Linked DNA regions of Mus musculus: all the other regions are linked to region 1. A link is a loop called in an ENCODE intact Hi-C map of the cell type or tissue named here. Cell type or tissue: heart. All regions are shown on one strand.

What was found. Hi-C counts contacts between places; a loop is a spot of excess contacts. Peaks named below come from ENCODE experiments on the same cell type or tissue, not always from the same donor. Only the 100,000 strongest peaks of a DNase experiment are listed, where the experiment ranks them.
Region 2: a loop joins it to region 1, with 2.2 times the contacts of the local background. A loop is called at or near these places in 4 of 42 quality-filtered maps.
Region 3: a loop joins it to region 1, with 6 times the contacts of the local background. A loop is called at or near these places in 21 of 42 quality-filtered maps.

Annotation. Positions count from the first base shown.
Region 1 is chr7:132,810,137-132,812,636 of GRCm38, reverse strand. All of the region lies in intron 1 of Fam53b (family with sequence similarity 53, member B), which reads left to right. Among named protein-coding and RNA genes, the nearest start is that of Fam53b, 2.5 kb to the left of the region's middle. In heart, a CTCF peak has its summit at 1,511 (motif pointing right); DNase peaks (open chromatin) are centred at 226, 506, 1,516, 2,106 and 1 weaker place; H3K4me3 peaks cover 1,118 bases; H3K27ac peaks cover 1,434 bases.
Region 2 is chr7:132,896,902-132,899,401 of GRCm38, reverse strand. All of the region lies in intron 1 of 1500002F19Rik (a long non-coding RNA gene), which reads left to right. It overlaps Gm46003 (a long non-coding RNA gene), which reads right to left. Exons shown (of 2, transcript XR_001778301.2): 1 at 2,452-2,500; 2 at 1-846. Among named protein-coding and RNA genes, the nearest start is that of Gm46003, 1.3 kb to the right of the region's middle. In heart, CTCF peaks have their summits at 961 (motif pointing right) and 1,883 (motif pointing right); no DNase peak of the experiment used is centred here; H3K27ac peaks cover 95 bases.
Region 3 is chr7:132,734,073-132,736,572 of GRCm38, reverse strand. The region is part of intron 4 of Fam53b (family with sequence similarity 53, member B); the gene reads left to right. Among named protein-coding and RNA genes, the nearest start is that of Fam53b, 79 kb to the left of the region's middle. In heart, a CTCF peak has its summit at 1,237 (motif pointing left); DNase peaks (open chromatin) are centred at 312, 1,192 and 2,122; H3K27ac peaks cover 2,163 bases.

The DNA.
Region 1 (2,500 bases):
CCCCTGATGCTCCTGACCGCCGGGTTCGTTAACACGTACTGTACTTAGTACCATGGCGAACAAAGAAAAGCTCTTTGCAGCATTTGGTGAATGGGATTCTGCCTCCTATAGGCCACACTCTTGAGTTTTCCATACGGTAAAATTGGGACTCTGGTGTTGGGAAAGTGGCCCCCGTCGTGGGTTGCATTCAGGTCCTGGCCCCATTTGTGCTGCCGCTGCCGCCTCTGCCGCCTCGGTACTTGTCTCGCAGGAGTTGGTACAGATGGAGCTAGGCTGGTGGTGGTTCAACAGGAACAAATGTTTGTTGAATTATTGGACGGTGGAGAAAGGGACTGTTTTCTGTTGACTGCTTCAAGAGTTGGAATGACATTGTTTGTTGGCCCAGGAAGCCAGGCAAAATGTCTTGGGCTCCTTCAGCATATTAGCAGACCTCCAAATGACATGCTAGCATATGTGTTCCCAGCAGTCCCCACGCCTGGAAGGGGGGAAGCCCTCCTTGCTGAATCCTGGACTCCCGTTTTGAACGATATGACTTGATTTGAGGCTCTGGGGAAAGAATGGAGTCTGCGCACCCGTGCAACTCACGATCTTGACTGGGCCACCAAGTTTTGGTTTCATTTTAATTTTTCCACTTAGCAGGGACTTATCTCAGTTACAGTTCTGACAGTGAGTTGAAGGTCTGTAGATTCCCCTTCCCCCTTTGCTGTGCGCTAGATTAGCAGAAAACTTGTTCCAGGTGATAGGCCCCCTTTAGTGAAAGAAGGGTTGAGTATTAAGGTTAGTAACTGTAGTTGTAGACTCAGGGGGTGTGCGGATCCAGTTTCTGGACCCTGTGGTAGTCAAGAAATCTAAGAGGCTTGGGGAATGCCTGCGGTTTTCTTCCAAGTGTCCACATCGGGAACAAGATGCTCTTGAGACCAGTTCAGAATAGCTCTGGTCAAGGACTTGCGCCTACCCACCCCCTACCCCTCCCCCCCCCCCCCCCCCCCCGCACACACCACAAGAGTGTGATGTGCGTTCATTTTAACATCAAAGCAAGCATTCTGGAAAGGCTGGCTGCAGACCTTGGACTCTAAGGTTGTTGAAGGCAGGATAAGTTCACTGTTTTGGTTGATAATGATTCTAATCAGCTTCTCTCCCTTTGTTTCCAGTGTAGTAGGTATGTTATGGAAAGAGTTTTAGATAGATACTTCAAGGTCTTCATAGAGGAGTCACTCAACTGACATTTTACAGGAAGCCCTTCCTGGGTGCTCACCTGCTCCCCCACCCCCTTTCCTTCTCTCTCTCCTAACCGTCCCCTCTCTCCCACCCTCTCTTCCTCTGTCCCTCCCTCCTCACCTTTCTTTTGCTCCTTGTTAGTTGGTACCCCCTAGCATCCCCATCCTGTAGTTCCATAGTAGCTGGTTTGTTTTAAGTGAGTTCCTTGAGCTGGTGCTTGACCCATGATGGGAGCTCAGCCAAAGCTAGCTCTCCTCCTCCTCCAGGAGAGAGCTGTGTCTAAATGCTGTCAGCAGGGGGCACTGTGGAGCAATCTGGTGCCTGCAGAGCTCTTTAAAATGCACACCCTTCCCAGCCACTCCTCTTCAGCTGGCACTGAGGGTTGAGGGCTGGGTCCTCTGTCCCAGCTGAAGTGTCATTCAGGCATGAGACTTTCTAGGGTTAAATCATGCACAGTCTGGAAAACTTGTTTGTACCCATAAGAGGGGAAAAAAAAAACCCACTGAAGTAAACACTCAGGTCAGCACAACCGCCACCACTGTGCACACCTCTCTGATGTGTAATAAAAGAAACCTGCAGGCATAATTTGTTATGTAATATGCTGATAGTACAAGTTTTGGTTTTAGATGGGAACCAGATGTGGACAGACCCTGTTTAATTGCTCTTGAGATGAGGGGAGGGGGTGTTAATAGATTAAGTAGTTCTGCGAACCCCAAAGGTGGTTTGTTTTTTGCTTTGACTTAGGGGATAGCCCCAATCTCAGGGCTCTCTCTCCAGGTTACTGCCTCTCTGTCGGGACTGCTGCAGCTGTCCTTTTTGTCAGACTCCTCCTCTCTCAAAAGAGCCAGTTTGTTGCCAACGCGAAGCACATGGCTGGGTCTAGCTGGGCTCAGCGCTGCTTAGCTCTGCTGGGCTCTGTTCCTCCTCTTCTCTCTCCGTCCAGCTGCTGCCCTGCCCTCCACTGTGTGAGACAGAATGGCCCAGGGACTTGGGTCCTGCCAGAAGTGCTGAGTGCTCTCCTTCATAAACATTGTCCTGGAGGAGTGTGTTCACACTTGTTCAGTGAATACCTTTTCCCAAAACTTGTGCACTTAGTCTTCTCTGATTAATTTCTGTTTGTTTCCTGCCCAACTTTATGAAGATTTTTTTTTCTCTATACACTCGAATCACCTTTATTATTCTCCAGGGTTGGGGACTGCTTAGTAATAGCTGACCCCATTAACAGCAGCTTCATTGCTTGCTGGGATTGTGAACTTTGGAAACAAACCCAGAGGCTTAGATA
Region 2 (2,500 bases), 87 kb before region 1:
GCATGATAACTTTGGTAATATTGGAGACTTACATGTTTTAATTCTCATACAATTTCATATGTATAAAATGTTCTTCAATCATTTTTCCCCATTTCCTTCTCTCATCCCCCGCCCCACTGAAACCTTCTTCCCAGCAAATCCCTCTCCTACTCAAACTGTTTTGCTTCTGTTCCCACTGCACTTAATGGGGGCTGCCTGCAGGAGTATGGCTGTGGGGTTATTTACTGGAGCAAGGCCAACTTACCATTGGCAGTGGTCTGCATGCCTTTAATCTCAGCACTTGGGAGGCAGAGGCAGAGGCAGGAGGATTTCTGAGTTCGAGGCCAGCCTGATCTACAGAGTGAGTTCCAGGACAGCCAGGGATACACAGAGAAACCCTGTCTCAAAAACACCCGGAAAAAAAAAAAAGACTTACATAAGAGTACTCTTATGTGAGTACTCTGTCACTGTCTTCAGATACACCAGAAGAGGGCATCTGATTGATTCCAGTACAGATGGTTGTGAGTCATCATCTGGTTGCTGGGAATTGAACTCACGACCTCTGGAAAAGCAGTCAGTGCTCTTAACTGCTGAGCCATCTCTCTAGCTCTTTGGGTTTTATTTTTTAGGACAGAGTTTTACTATGTTGGTCTTGAACTCACTATGCAATGAGATGAGACCGACCTTGAGCTCACAAAGACCTTCCTGTCTCTGCCTCCCTAGTCCATAGAACACCACACCCAACACCTACCTTATTTTTGTTGTTCCAGATAAGGTTTCTTGTATAGCTTGGGCTCTCCTGGAACTCTCTCTGTAGACCAGGCTGGCCTTGAACCCAGAGATCTGCCTGCCTCTACCTTCCAAATGCTGAAATTAAAGGCATACACCATCACCACCCAGCTCAATTTATTTATTTGTTTGTTTTGATTGTGTGTCTCTAAATGTAGATTTGTGTATGTGGATGCAGTGCCCTTAGAGGCCAGTAGATGGCAGTGTACCCCTGGATTTGGTGTTTCAGGAGTTTGTGGGTCACCTGCTGTAGAGCTGGGAATCAAACTCCCATCTTTGAGATGTATACGGTCTTAACTGCTGAGCTATTATTTCTCAAGCCCTTGTTTATATTTTTTAAACATGATCTTGCCATGTATCCCAGACTGACCTTGAACACAGTGTTTCTCCTGCCGCAGCTTCTTGGGATTACAAATGTGAGCCACTATGTACAGAAAAAACTAGTTTGGCTTTCACCTTCCATGGCATCACACAGTTTTCTGGCCTGAATGAAGACATCTCCCACCTCTTAGGATCTGTTTTTTTGTATGGCTATGGGTGTTTTGCCTGCATGTGAGTGCAGTGGATATGTGCAGTGCCTTGGGATGCCAGAATCAGGAGTCTGATCCCCTGAGACTGAATTCATAGATGATTGTGGGCTACCAGGTAGGTGGTGGGAATCGAACCCGGATCCTCTGAAAGTGCAGCCAGTGAGTGCTCTCAACTGCTGAGCCATCCCTCCAGCCCTCTTCTTCCATCTCTTGTCCCTTTCGCCCCATGGACTTCACTACTATCTCTCACAGGAACCTAGACCTGCTTTCCAGTGCAGCACTTTAAAAGCTAAATTGGCAAAAAAAAAAAAAAAAAAAAAAAAAAAAGATAGATTCTGCCTGGCGTGGTGGCGCACACCTTTAATCTCAGCACTCGGGAGGCAGAGGCAGGTGGATTTCTGAGTTCGAGGCCAGCCTGGTCTACAGAGTGAGTTCCAGGACAGCCAGGGCTATACGGAGAAACCCTGTCTCGAAAAACAAACAAAACAAAACAAAACAAACAAACAAAAAAGAAAGGTTCTGTATGTGTGCACATAAAAAGTTCTTCCTCTTTTGCTTTGTAATTAATGTGTGTGCTGGTGCTTATGGTTCCAGAAGAGGGCGACAGAGCCCCTGGAGCTAGAGTCACCTTAGGAGCTCCTCAGCGTGGCTGCTGGGAACCAAACGGTGACGGTTGGGCTATCGCTTCAGCCATTTGTTCCGTTTTGTATTTCTTAATATCCTACAAAACTCACAGTAAAGAAAAAGTGGCCTTGGCGCTGAGCATTTCTGTATGGCCAGGTCTTGGAGCACACCTCTTAGGGAAGGGTCCTCATGCGTAGTCACATTTAACCAATTCACTGCAGATTCCATGAGGAATAAGAAAAGTACATGGGGGGCTGAGTGTGCCTAATATCATATGAACATTGAGCATATTAGTAATGGACCCTTTTAGAGTGTTGGCTCTCCTTGTTCCTGAAAGTCACTGGGGTATAAAGCTGCAATTATTTTTAAAGGTGGGAATCTCACTGTGTAGCTGTCCTAAAACTCACTGGCTGTTCTAGAACTCTCTATGTAGACTGAGCTGGCCTCAAACTGACAGAGATCCTCCTGCCTCTGCCTCTGTGCCGCCATGCCCCGCCTTCCCTGGTATTTTAAAGCTGGTTCTCTCCACCTTCCTGAAGTAGCAACATGAAGCTGTTTCTCCACTGGGACACATGGGC
Region 3 (2,500 bases), 76 kb after region 1:
TTAGGATAGATATGAGGTAGGAAGAAAGTGCAGGAGGGCCCAACTGGAGCCCATCAGCCTCCAGGCTCAAAGAGGTAGGCGTGTCATTTGTCAGTGTATACCTGAGGCCCAGAGAGGTGAGGCTCTTTTCTCAAGATCTCTGTGAGCTAGATGGTGCCTGGGCAGCAACCAGGCCTGCCTTCTTCCTGGCGCTCTCCCAGCTGGTTCTCTGCCACTCTGCAAATCGAGAACACACTCTCATACTCATCTCTCCCCCTGGTTCCATCCTGTCTCCTCTGCCTGAGTGACTTGTCACGGCTTTCCCCTGGCTTCCAGTGACTAGGCACATTCCTCAGGCCCGGGCGGTGCTTTCTCTTCCCAGGCCGGCAACTTCCCACACTTGCTAATCCCACCCAGGCTGTAAGTGGCTGAGGAGCCCTAGCACACAGAGCAAGTGAGCTGGGCCTAGTTCTCGATTGAGTCTTAGGGCCTTTGACACGGTCCCAAACCTCTCTGAACCTGAGTGCCAGTCAACAAAGCAAAGCAGAGATCTCTCAGGCTTGTGGCCACTGCGAGAGTGCAGCCTCAGGCTCTCCTAGTGTCCTTTCAGCAGACCCCTCCTTCCCAGTTCTCCCTATAGTCCTACCAGGATGACTGAGCAGAGGCCATTGTTTCTGTCAATAAGGGAGACCAGCTCTGAGGGAAAGGAGATGGCTGTATGGCAGATCCAGGCCAAGACACAGCAGGTCGAATCTGACTTTCCCTACCTCCGCCCCCCACCCCCCACCCCCCGCCTTTGTCCTCCATGGAAGTCCCAGGCTCATGGGTGCTGGGGACTTGAGTGTGGAGACAGCTACTGCCCATCTGCCTTTATCCATCTTAGAGGCTTGCCTTTGGCTATGCCCCTGCTGTGTTCCCCTGTTCAAGAGTTTCAGACAGATGTTCCTAGAGCTTCTGAGACCGTGTCTTTGTTTCCTCAGCAAGCTGAGGTGTCCCAGTGCGACTCGAAAGGGGGCTCTTAGGTGGAGGGGGTGTGCCATTTTGTCCTGCAGAGGCAAACAGGTTTTCAGCATCCCGGGGAGACCTGAGACTAGAGAACTGTGGGGTGGGGGTGGGGGTGGGGGTGGCCAGGCCTCAGCCTGCTGCTGCCATAGGGCGTGTTCCAAGGGCATTTCCTGTCGATGCTTTCCTCACCCGCACCCACTTCCTCTCCCCTTTTTGTCTCTCCTCTGGGCCCCCTGCTGGCTGCTAGCTGGGCGTGCTGTCTTGATGTTCTAGGCTGGCTCTAGGATTGGCCCTATGTGGTGCTGCCAGCAAAGCTCCTACTGAGTGTCTCTCTAGTGACACCTGGTGATGTTATCTGCTTATTTTAGGCAGCTCTCTCTTTCTCATCCTTCTAGGTAGATGCTGGGATGACCTTAAGATGAACAGGACCCCTGTGGTGACCTTGGCCTTCTCTGCTACTTCCTTCCTCACTATGGTACTGGGGATAGATTCTTCCCTCAGAGCCTCAGCACCACATTCACATTGTGACTTCGTTTCTCTTGGTTGTTAGGAGGACCAAATTGTACCCTGTGGAAGTAGGTCTGCCACCCACACAGAGCCTCTCAGCAGAGAGTCCTGTCCTTCCTTCATCCTGGCCTGGCCATTAAGTGTGGAGCTTCCAGTTGTGCTGGTCAACATCCTTTGCCCTGACTAATTCCTAAAGCAGTGACGTAGTCCTGATCTGGGCCCCCAGTGTCAGGTGCTGGGTCAGCCAAAATGGGCTCTGTGCTTGGTGATGGCCCTCTGTCATTCATGACCCCAGGGCTGATTCCAAGGGTGCCTGAGCACTGGGATCTTGTGAATGGAGCCTCACTTTAGACCCAGAGAGAATGGCATTTGGGTGTCTAACCTCAAGTAATCCAGCCAATCATGCCACAGCCACAGGCTTAACATTCAGAGAGAGAAGGCAGAGATGGGAAGGAGCAGCAGAGAGCAGCTTTGACGTCCATGCTGGACACAGGGCCACCATGCTCAGCGATTATGTCATTGTATACCTTGTAATGTCTTTAGCCACTGGCCTCACAGCCCAGGGCTGGAAGCTCAGAACAACATGGAGACACAAGATGCTGGCACAACCATGCAGAGCCCGCTCAGGGACGGGTGGCTCTCAGAAAGCAGCTCCACTGGCTCGCATGCCTTAGGATTGTCAGCTTCTCTTCCCCTCTTCCTCCAGGCGTCGGAGGAGACACCTGAGGAAGACGGATGAGTGCAGGGTGGAGCCAGAGCAGATATAGCTTTGGTACCATAAAGAAAGCATTCTGTAAGGCACTTGAATACCAACAAAAAAGATACTTGCCCTTCCCAGCCTGATGGGCGATAGAGTAGAGTGACCCCAGCTTTCATGCTAATGGCATTGGGGCCTGTGCTCAGAGCTTTTCTGTTCTGACCGCCTAGATGCTTAGAAGTGTCACAGATGGGGGTCTGTGACAGGTAATGCTGATTTGGAAGCAGTATTGCCTAGATTGAGAACCACTGC